Linked DNA regions of Mus musculus: region 1 is linked to region 2. A link is a contact called in ENCODE Hi-C or POLR2A ChIA-PET data. All regions are on one chromosome and are shown on one strand. The core of a region is the stretch at or near the end of the contact, and the rest is flanking DNA. Distances in the headings are between cores, read along the strand shown.

Region 1 (5,999 bases), core at 3,148-5,647, 44 kb after region 2:
TGCTCTTCCGAAGGTCCTGAGTTCAAATCCCAGCAACCACTTGGTGGCTCACAACCACCCGTAACGAGATCTGACTCCCTCTTCTGGAGTGTCTGAAGACAGCTACAGTGTACTTACATATAATAAATACATCTTTAAAAAAAAAACAAAACAAAAAAATCCAAGTTCTAAGCAAGAAAAAGCACCATCTAAAATGAGTTATAGGAGACTACTGCCGAGGATAGAGAAGAATTTATATGCAAACCACCAAAATTGCAACTATAAATGAAAATCTGGAATACTTGATTAGATTATGAGAAAGAATAAAACTCTAGAATGAAGAAAAAATACCAAGCTAGGAATTAAGACTCAAATGACACTTTTTGATACTATATAATCTACAAAGGCTTGACATCTGGATGATGGAAAGGGCATCAGCAAAGAACTGATAAATAATCTACTCACAATCAAGAAAAGAAGGGAAGGAAAATGAAAAAAAAATATCAAAAAGGCAATTCGCAGAGGGCAAAAATAGGCATAGATACTATTCTAACAGATAATCATAGAAATAAAGTCAAAAGTGTTCATCTATACTTATTAGACTGATGAGAACTAAAATTTAGTGAGGAATTGGAGGGTACAAAACAGGAAAATACATAGTGTTTACGTGCTGGCTAGTTTATGTCAACTTGACACAAGGTAAAGTCATCAGAGAGCAGGGGACCTGAGTTGAGAACAGATCTCTGAAAGATCTGGCTGTAGGCAAACCTGTAAGCGTTTTCTTAATTATTGATTGATGAGGGAGGGCTCAAATCATTGTGGGTGGGTCCACCCCTAGGCTGGCAGTCCCGGATTCTCCAAAGCAGGGGCTGAGCATGCTATTGGGAGCAAGCCAGTAGACAGCATTCCTCGGTGGCCTCTTCATCAACCCCTGCCTCCAGGTTCCTGCCTTGCTTAAGTTCCTGCCCTGCCTTCCTTGAATAATGAACAGCGATAGGGAAGCGTGAGCCAAGTAAAGGCTTTCCTCCTCAAGTTGCCTTTTGGAAATGGTGTTTTATCACAGGAACAGTAACCCAAGCAGACAGTTGGTAAGCTCACACTGGGAGAGCCATTATATGGACACCTTTGTACCATCGGTGAGAGCTGAAGGTAGATATGCCTTTTTTTTAACAGGTTGTTATGTCCTAGAGTAACTCGAATACGGTTGTCATTAGAGCTTTGAAACGGCAAAAATGAAAACTAATTTGTTTATCAAAAGGAAATGGGATAAATGAGTTCAGGACTATTAATCTAAAAGAAAAACACACGATTAAATGAATGACTTGTATCTATGAGTAGAAAGAAGATAAACTAGAATACCACAATACTTAAAGTTTAAGAGGCAAATTTCAGGACATTTCTCTGCCTGGTCCATCACTACTACTACTTCTTCTTCTTCTTCTTCTTCTTCTTCTTCTTCTTCTCCTTCTTCTTCTTCTTCTTCTTCTTCTTCTTCTTCTTCTTCTTCTTCTTCTTCTTCTTTTTTTTGCTTCTCTGGTTTCTGTTCTGGGATTATTGTCTGTCCTGCGGGTCTCTGTCTCTGTTGCAAAGTTCCCTTTCCTGCTATCTCTAGCCTTCCTTTGTATTTCTGCTCACTTGCGCGCTCCGTGGTTTGCCACATGCATGTGTATGAGGATTGGTAAGAGCTGCCCATCCTGCCGGCCAATAGTGAACTACAGAGAATACTGAGAATTGTAAGGATGGAGGTAGAAGAACACAGGTTGCCAAGCAGCCTTCGCATTACAGGATCTGAAATCCCAGATGATGGTAGCTATTTAAATCCCATATATCTCTAGTGGAATATTATTTTAGGCTTGCTTTGTTTTGTTGTTTGAGACACTGTCTTTCCAGGTTGGGCTTAAATTTACTGTGCAGACTAGGGTAGCCTCCAACTTGCAATCATCCCGTTCCTACTTCCAGAGAGCAACTGGGCACCATCGCCACGCCTGGCTTACTTCGGTCCCTGTGAAGCTTCTGATCTATCTATAATATTCTCACCAAGATCTCTAGCCTATTGGCTCAAAGATTCATGGGACTTGGGACATAACAGTAGAAACGTTTTCAGGAGTCTGTGGTAATCCTTAGAGGAGTATTCTTCAGTGTTTTTCTGTTTTTTGTTTGTTTAGTGTTTTTTCTGTTAATTCTACAACTTCCAGCCCCTGGAGCCCAGTGCGTTTGCAATTCAGGAGGATTAGAACTTTCCCTACAAAAGCTCCCTGCTTATCACAAAGTCTGTGCTGCATTTTGGATTTGGTAGAAACTAAGAGAATCTAATGACCTGAGGAGTTGTGTGCTGGTGTTAGGCTACTTTCAATTAATTATAAATTGAATTAGTTACACCAAAGGAGGCCACTCACTTAGCCCATGTTAAGTGAACAGAGGTTTAAGATGTCAGTCCTCTTATTCTTCATGTGACCATGCTGTGTGTAAATGTGAACTTTACACTTAAGAGGAAGGATCATGGGTAAATTATTGAGCTTTGTCTTCCCATCACCATTTTGGCATTTCAGCGTTTTATGAGTCTCCATCGCCTGAGATGGGGCAAGCTTTATCATGGATAGAGAGGTGGTACATGGGCATTAGTTGACTTTCACCTTGTAGAGCTGAATCATTCAGGGTCACAGGTCTCCTTTTGACAACTTATTCTACTGGAATAAGCAGCAGCACCTTGTAGCCTTGGTGGCTCTGCTGATGAAGGCAGTCTGCTGGTGACCTTGAATGACTCCACACTCTTTTCGGGTGCCTGGTTTCTTGCTCTAACTCTGGATAGAAAACCCATCTTCTGGTTATATCCCTGCTTTCATTTTCTTTGTAAAATTCGCAGGGATGAATCACCAGTGAGTCAGAAGCGAGGGATTCCACCTTTTGTAGAAGCATAGAGTCTCCTGGTTAGAAAGCTGGGGGTGGTGGCACATGCCTGTGATTCCAGAACTCAGAAGGCTGAGACAGGAGGTTTGAGAATTTGAAGGTAGTCTGACCTACATGTGAGCTGGAGGTCAGCCTGGGCTATATGAAGTTATCTCAGAGGATCGAAAGAGGGGAGACAAGCCAAATAAACAAAAAGATGTCTGAAAAAGTCAGCTGGCTTACTCTTTCTTCAAAGAAAAATTCCTGAAGGAATTAATAAGAATAGAGATTCTAGAGCCCCACCTCCATGTACAGGAATGAAAAAGACCAAAAAAAAACAAAACAAAAAACAGGAATCTGTGTTTTAAAAGTCCCCTTGTGTGCCCCTTTTAGGTTTAAAAACTATGGTTTATATGGAAATGTTCCAAGTTCAAGAGACAGAATATTCATGGCAGCTGATGAGGGCCAGAAGTACGGTGTAAATTAATAGGTGATGGACTCAGAAATCTAACTCCCTTCAAAGAGTGAATGGGAAATGGTGAATGTTGTTGTTGCAAACCCCTGTATCTCTTGGATTGGTCATTGAGTCTTAGAATAGAAGCTAGAAAGAAGCCGGTGGAGAGTGAAGCTCTTGTCTAACCGACTGTCCTGAGCTAGGTGTCTCCCCACTTCTGGGCCTCTGTTTACTTATCTGTTGCAAGATAAACTTTCTTTCTTTTTGATACAGGGCTTGATATGTAGCCCTAGCTTGCCTGGAACTCTCTGTGTAGCCTGGGCTGGTCTCAAACGCAAGGAGATCCTTCTGCCTCTGCTGGAATTAAAGGTGTGTGCTACCAAGCCCCGAATAAGGCAGACTTTATCTCTTGAGTTACTTTCATGTAGTTTTGATGCAAATGTAGTATCCTCAGAAAGAGTGGGGAGTTTTTGTTTGTTTGTTTTGTTTTGGCTTTTTGTTTTTTCTTCCTTCCTTCCTTTTTTTAAAATCATGTTTTGTCGAACCTAGTATTTTCCTGCTGACTCAGTTTTCAATCTTAGGCCACCCTCAGCAGTGAGGATGTTGGGCCTTATTCTCCAAGTCAGTGTAGGTGCCCTGGAAACTCAAATTATCCCAAGATGATTCTGTTCTATCACAGCCTGGAAAAGAAATTCAGGGGTGAAAACTAGCCTCCAAAAAGACAAGGTCTGGGGCAGTGGGAGTAGGTGTCTGGAGTGAGAAATGATTTGGAAGTAAAGGTAGTTCGGTTTGGTCTGGAGAGAGTTAAGTGTCCCGCCAGACATGCCTGCACTGGGCCAAGGTAATTCTATCTGCTGCTTGCCATTTCCAAAGGTGACCATAGAAGGCTCCAGCAATTGGCAAGGATGAAATGTTTTGCTGTTATTGTGCTCACCTTGTTCTTGGGTCATGGCAGGAAGAGTGTATATGGTTAACGTTACCAGCACCAGCATTGGTGGGTCAGGCCCAAGCCTGGCTAGTGGGGAGAGAGCTGCAATAGGAATTGCAGCTCTGTGGCCAGAGAAGGCCAAGTGCTCATGTCACTGGCTGGGTTCCAGCAGACAACAGTCTAGGTAGGAAAGCCCATAGCCGGGGAGCCAAGCAATGGATTTTTATTTTACTTCTTAATTTTGCTGGAGTCAAGGTCAAAAGAGGACATATTTATCCAGCACCTCTTAATGAGACAACACACAGACAGACAATAGGAACTTGGAAAGACTCCGGGTTTCAGTTTGTTTTCTTTAGTGTTGGTTGACAAGTTTAACCAGTAGTTCTCCCTAACAACTGGGCGTGGTGGCACACACCTTTAATCTCAACACTCAAGGGCAGAAGCAGGCAAAACTCTGTGAATTCAAGGTTAGACTGGTCTAGAAAGTGAGCTCCAGGACAGAGAACTGTTTTGGAAAACAATCAAACAAAACCAGACTTGGGGTTCTGGAAAGATTGTTCAGCACTTAAGAATCCTTACTGCTGAGCCGGGTGTGGTGGCGCACGCCTTTAATCCCAGCACTTGGGAGGCAGAGGCAGGCAGATTTCTGAGTTCGAGGCCAGCCTGGTCTACAGAGTGAGTTCCAGGACAGCCAGGGCTACACAGAGAAACCCTGTCTTGAAAAACAAAACAAAACAAAACAAAACAAAACAAAACAAAACAAAACAAAACAAAACAAAACGAAACGAAACGAAACAAAACAAGAATCCTTACTGCTTTTGCAGAGGAATTGAGTTTGGTTCCCATCACCCCCATCACACAGTTTAAACCGTCTGCAACTCTAGGCCCAGGGTGATCTGACATCCTTTTGCGCTCAATCTCTCTCTCTCTCTCTCTCTCTCTCTCTCTCTCTCTCTCTCTCTCTCTCTCTCTCACACACACACACACACACACATCTTCAAAACAAAACAAAACCAAGACTCATTATATTCATTCTACTAAGGATAGCATAGCAAGGAAAAGAGCCTGTAACCCAGAAGACAGACAAATGAGCCCACCCCCATCCTCTGGGGTGGGTTTAGTCTGGAATTTGAGCAGGATTTGCCAGAAGGAAAAGGGAGTGGAGAGGCATTCCAGGAAGAAGAGATGAAGTTAGCAAAGCTAAGAAATATGCAGAAAAAAATGACAGTAAGTAGGCAGTGTGTCTGAGAGGCAGAAAGCAGGGAGAGGAGTCCCAAGGACTGTGGGATCTGCCTCTGGCCAGGGAAAATTCTTGATCTTGTTGAAGAGCATGTAGGGGAGGCAGGGTAGTGAAGGAGGCTCTTGTCAAATAGTCAGTCAATATTCAGCCTGGAAGAACAGTGGAGGGCCTGTGGGCAGAGGGCAAGAACAGAATCACAACAAAAATTAGGAAGGAAATCTTGGAAGGCCCAGGCAGAAGAGTTGGGCCATGGTTTCCATGTGCCATTACAGAATACTCCTGATGGCTGTCTGGAGGCAGCACTACAAGAGGAAGCTACTAGCATTCTTATTTTTCTAGTCTGGGTAAGATCCATGCGTTAACACCCCTCACCTCTCCCCATTTTCTCTTGCTCAGTTGCTAAGGCAGGACCCACCTAATAGCTTTTCTAAGTCAAGTGTTGTAGTTTGAAGGGGAAATGTCTTCTCGGGGTCATGTGTTTTGAATACCTGGTTACTGTCTGGTGGCACTGT
Region 2 (5,659 bases), core at 2,561-5,060:
ACTAACCTCAGGGTTTTTTAAATGCAAACTTTAACTTCCCTTACATCTAGCTGCCTTCTTTCTAGTGCCCTTTAGCTTCATAGGATCCCGACTACACTCTCTCAATACTCCCAATTCAGTTATAAAGAACACCAAGAAAGCAGATCTCATCCATGTGAATTTCTCTTATGGATCTGCAAGCATAGTTGTTGTAGAAAGTCCCTTCAAAGTCGGCAATTCTGCCATTGTACCCCGTGCTCCCCTTCTCTGACCATTCATTCCTGGTAATGAACTAAGTGTGAGGGGATACCAAAACACAAAGGGAGTCTGTCCTCTATAGGATGATAGCTACATGCACATGTTACGAATCATACGTGTGTTTGATAGATAACACAGAGCACCAGAAGTGGTATTTCCCACATCATGACTTTTTTCCTTGTATTTTTAAACAATATTTTCTATCTGTATTGAAATGTACTATAATAGTTTTATGATTAAAACCAGCTAATGCTATTTAGCCAGCATGTTGTTATCTCAATTAAATGTTGGGCAAAATATCCTGTTAATATTATGGCACATAAATCTAAGAGGTCCGCTTTCCCAAGTTAGTCTTCATTCATTTCTACTCCAAATACTCCCACCCAGGGGAACAAGAGAACCCAAAGATTGTAACTGTTTCTAGTACATGTTATTTTCCTTTGCACAGTCTCCCTACCCTATGCTGTATCTTCCAAGTTCCCATGGCTATGGCTTATTAGCCTGTAGCCAGAACAGTGAGCCTTGTTTACAAGGCTTCCCAGTAGAATTAATGTGAAGGCTATAAGGCCTCTTCTGCCTTAAATGAGATCTGTGACCTCACTTCACCTCTCCCAGCCATTTTCTTATCTGCGGACTGGACTGATAGGATTAGATTTAACACAGTTGCAGTCTCTTCAGACTCCCGAGATGCAGGGGTTTATAAAAATTCCTAGAGGCCAGGGTGGGCCTGTAGAATGTCACACCTGTAGTACCTGAAGTCACAGAACTAGGGAGGAAGAGAAAAGGAGATTATGGGGTATGTGAGACTCTGTCTCACACAGAAATGGAGAAGGGGGAACACTAGAGTAAGATTTGCTCTCTCAGAACAGTGCCTCATCTGCTTGTGTCACCTTACGGTGAAGGTTCGGGAACCTTAAAGCCAGTACTTAACGAGAATGCTTTTTTTCCCCTCAAAATTATTTCAAAAAACAGAGCCTAGGCTAGCCTCCAACTCCCTGCCGCCACCTCCCAAAAGCTAAAATTAGCATGCCATTTTTTTCCTAATTCATAATTTCACCCCCACCCCCTTCTTACACGGCTCTGTAGGAAGTGGCCTAGAGGCTTAGAATCTGTTCTTTTTCCTAGGTAAACCCCGGTAAGGTGTTTCCAGGCTAACGCTGCCGATTCTTGGGCCCCTCTTCTGGAGACAGAGTTAGACTGAGCCCGAAGCAGGGCTTCCCCCATCTTGTTGGGTGGGGCTAATCACCTGGCACTTAGTTTAAAACACAGATGGCCAAGTATGGTCCCAGCTCTAGGCCCGAAGTTCAGCTTAAAGTCACATGCTGTAGATACAGGTTTCTGCCGATTCTGGCTTTTCTCGGTATTTTCCTGCTGAGAGGCGTGGACCTTGCCCAGACAAAGTTGCCAGCCTCCCGGCGGGAAGGAAAAAGAACAGATGGCCCGCTGGGGGTAGAGGATCACGTGTCAGACCTCACATTGGGATAGATCCTCACCTCGCCCTTTCCCGGCCTGAGCTCAGCAGCTTTAGGGAATCTCACCCAGAGCACATAAAGGGCCTACTGGGGAAAGCTGTGTTCGTTTTGCTGAAAGGTGGTGAGTTTAGGAAGAATAGAGACAGGAATGAAGGGGTGGGCTCTTCACTAGAGCGACGTCCCTGGATTTGAAACAATCCGATAAAGCCGGATCTGGCGAACCGATTGTAGCCAGGTTGAGTTAACACCCAGTGTCTGGAGGGGGCGGGGAGCTCCGGCGCGAAAACTTCCACGACGCCCTACTTTACTCTTGCTCCACTAAGCAGCCTACCGCAAAACCCCAGGCCTCTCCATTGCGGAGCGGAAAGGCCATCCGTTCATGCATATGCAGGAGGATAAGTTTAGCCGGCAGCCCCCTGAGCTCAGAGCAGCCCCGCGTGGCGCTCGGGGCGGGTGCTCGGCTCCGGCCGCAGAGTGGCGGGCGGTTCAGCCACTTGCGCGCCGAGCGTCTGGGCCTGGCATCGCCCTTTTAAAAAGTCTTCCGCAGGCGGCCGCCGCCGCAGCAGCCGGAGGAGGCAGGTTCATTTGAGGACAGTCCCAGTTCTCAGAAATCCCTTCCCTGCTGGAACATCAAGCTCTCTTTGCTGCAGTTGAACAAACTGCCCTAGATTGGGGGACGAGGAATCCGCCCCAAACTCGTGCAAGGAGCTCCGGGCGCCCGCGCCCACGTGAGCTAACCTTGACATTAGCCCCCCCACACCTGAGGTGGAGGTGGAGCCACGAGGGAGGGTTGCTGGCCCCTGGGGCGCTAGCCACTGGGCTCGCACGCTCCACGTGAGCGCGCCTCCCTGTTTCGTAACTCTAGCGATGTTTCTTTCTTTCTTTTTTTTTTAATCCCTGAGGTACCATGGGTGTGAGGTGTGCTGAGAAGGCAGGCCACTTTCCACCCCCACATCCTCGAAGATCAGGAAAACCTGCCCTGCGGTCCCTCTGGGAAGACTGCAGAGTAGGGTGTCGCGATGACATCAGCTTCTAAACATAGTCCATACCGCACCCCAACTCTGGGCCCTGCGTGCAAGGCGCGGGGGTGGGGGAGGAAAAGAGAGGTGGGGTGGCTGGTGTTGCTGTCCCTGGGCGGGGCGGGCTGGCCGGCCAGGCTGTGCGAGTGGAGATGACTTTGCAGGAATCGTGCTTTCCACGACTGCAGCCACATCTTTCCTACGATGACCCAGCCACCCGGCTTAAAAAGAAAAAAAAAATTAATGTCGTTCCTTGCCCTCCCCTACCCCACAAAAGCTATGCACACACTCAAGCAGTATTTCGACCCGGTGTCCCTTTCATTTATAAGCCTATGCATCCCCAGCCAGAGCACCAGGGTTCGGCCGGGTGCTGGCGCCCCCCGAGTATGGTTCTGCCTCGAGGCTAAGGCTGCGCTGGGGTCGGCGCGGCCCTCTGGGTGAGTCAGAAGGGCTGTGTTTCCTGTGGTTGTTGTGGAACAGTTTGTCCTTTTTACCCCCCTCCCACCCGTCTCCACCCCCTTGGTAAATATAGCGCTCACGTTTCATCATCTCTTTGTCCAACGAGCGCCAGACACCCCGGCCCGCGGCCCACGCCGCCTCCCTCCTCCTCCAGGCTCTCGGTTACCTCGCATAACCCCGCGCACTGGCGGCAGCAGCAGCCGCCCCTCAGCCCCGGCGCCGTTCCCCGGTGCTTCCCACTGCAGGACACTCCCGCCCTCTGTCATCCCCTCCCCCTGCTTCCAAGTCCCCTTAAGCCCCTAGTCCCACCCATTCTCCCCGATGTCCCCCTAGATGTTTGGAGATAGTCACTCCCAGCTTTTCCCAGTTCCCGGAGACACCCCACGCTCTGGCCCGTTGCTGGGTCCTCCACCCCCTCTCGTCGCAAGTCCCAAGTCTGATGCCATGTGCCCCTCCCGAGCGAGCGCAGGTGACAGGCGGCTGAGACAGTTCTGATTCAGCGACAGTTGCTTGTACTTAGGGGTGGGTGCCTGGCGAGCAATCTCCTTCCCACCTCCTGCCACCCCTACCCCAGTAGGGACGTGGGCTGCAGGGTCGGGAAGACGAGGTGAGTGGATGACAGGCAAAAAAAAAAAAAAAAAAAAAAAGTGTATGCTTGTTCTTCACTCTCCCTCCCACTCCCTGTTTCATTTCCACACATACAGCCACCCACCGGGACCGGAGGCGGCTGGTGTTCTCTGAACACCGGGAACTGGCTCTCTCCGTGGTCTCCTGTTTACTTCCCTCTTCTTCCCTCTCCCTCCCTTCGCCCATCACCCGGGACTGCCTCCCTTCTGCCTACAGCAGCTGGGAAACCTGCCGCAAAACACTGCAGTCATGGGACTTTTCCTGCGCCCATGTGCCTCCTCCAGTTTGCCCTGTTCTACCCTGCCCTGCCCTGCCCTGCCCTGTGACCGCTTGGGGCGCGTCTTCGTCCTGGAAGGGAAGGCTCTTAAAGCTCCTAATCCAGCAGTGCGTCAGCTCTCTCCTTCTCTTGTCTCCTCTACCCTTCCCCCCACCCCAAACCTTCCTGCAAAGGCTGGGCCTGGCAGCCTTTTTGGCTGGAATACTAGGCCACCCCCATGAGCGGCCACCTGTCTGGGGAGAGGTGGCGAGACAGCTGACAGGTCCTAAGAACTCTGTACCCAGGAGGCAAGACAGCTAGTTTCTTTGCCATCCCAGACTGTCCTGTTTGTGCCCTGTTTGTGCCAGCTGCCCCAAATTTTCCTAGTGCTCCCCCACCCCCCGAAATCTATTCCCAGGGACACACCTCGAGAGAGGCAAACCCTTCTCTTTTTAAGCTTGCCTCCCTGCAGGGAAGAATTCAGCTTTTCCTTACAGTTAAGCTGAATGAACAAAGGGCCCCAAGGAAGACAAGAGGTTCCAGCTCTGTTTGCCGCCTGTCTGAGGTTCACCCCATTTTAAAAACCACCTCTTCACCACCCTCTGCTCACTGCCATGGTTACCACCGCCCTGTCCTTGAGCGGCACTGGTCGTTCAAAGGCAGAAACAACAAGGGCATTTTAAGTGTCCTTTTAAATATCCAAAACACTGTTGGCATTTAGGAAACAGAGAAAGGGAAATAAAAGGTCTGGTTGTTTCTCGTTTCCTTCCCAGCCCAGGACCCTGAATAAATCCTTTACCCTGGGTGGCCTCTTAGCCCCCCAAGGAGAGGACGAAGTTTATGAGGCCTCTGGAGTGGAATTTAGCACCTGTTAGCATTAGTGTTGTTCGCTGTGAGTTGCCTCTTCCTTTCCCTCCCTCTGCAGCTTTAGACCTTGCCCCCAGGCTAAGCTAGCTCCACCCGGCGCCTTGTGAAAGTCTTCTGACTTTCGCTCACCTTCATGCTCTGAAAGTCCCACACACTTAACAGCCTTCCCTCCCAGCTGTTAACACTGTTAGTGGGGTTAGCATTCAGGTAGGCAAATTGCCCATCTGAGATTCTCAACCCTGAAACACTCCATTGTTATTTGGGTACCCTAGACCTTTGCAACACCAGAAACTACCTCCATTTCTGAACTCTTAGCCTTGCACCGTACTTCCCAGCCGTACTGGCTGGTTTTGTGTGTCAACTTGACACAGGCTGGAGTTATCACAGAGAAAGGAACCTCCCTTGAGGAAATGCCTCCATGAGATCCAGCTGTAAGGCATTTTCTCCATTAGTGATCAGAGGGGGAGGGGCCTAGCCCCTTGTGGGTGGTGCCATTCCTGGACTGGTAGTCTTGGGTTCTATAAGAGAGCAAGCTAAGAAAGCAGGGGGAAGCAAGCCAGTAAGTAACATTCCTCTATGGCCTCTGCATAGGCCCCTGCTTCTTGACCTACTTGAGTTCCAGTCCTGACTTCCTTTGGTGATGAACAGCAATGTGGAAGTGTAAGCTGAATAAACCCTTTCCTCCCCAACTGGCTTCTTGGTCATGATGTTTTGTGAAGGAA

What was found. A loop is a pair of places that touch in the nucleus more often than their neighbours do. ChIA-PET counts read pairs that join two places held with the same protein, here RNA polymerase II (POLR2A).
Region 1: a map of gastrocnemius shows a loop between it and region 2 (3-fold over the local background). The contact joins the enhancer-like site here to the promoter of 2410080I02Rik in region 2. A Hi-C loop is called at or near these places in 15 of 37 maps with a recorded cell type or tissue (ES-E14, T-helper 17 cell, gastrocnemius and 4 more). POLR2A ChIA-PET finds 5 or more read pairs at or near these places in 5 of 5 experiments (Patski and embryonic stem cell).

Annotation. Positions count from the first base shown.
Region 1 is chr19:23,088,638-23,094,636 of GRCm38, reverse strand. No RefSeq gene overlaps it. Among named protein-coding and RNA genes, the nearest start is that of C330002G04Rik, 16 kb to the right of the region's middle. Within about 2 kb of position 4,397, at least 1 of the 3 ENCODE cell types and tissues checked has a DNase peak (open chromatin) inside an H3K27ac peak, as active enhancers do; it is gastrocnemius, where a contact is called at or near this core.
Region 2 is chr19:23,132,649-23,138,307 of GRCm38, reverse strand. It overlaps 2410080I02Rik (a long non-coding RNA gene), which reads right to left and starts at 3,810. Exons shown (of 2, transcript XR_386610.3): 1 at 3,354-3,810; 2 at 1,197-2,949.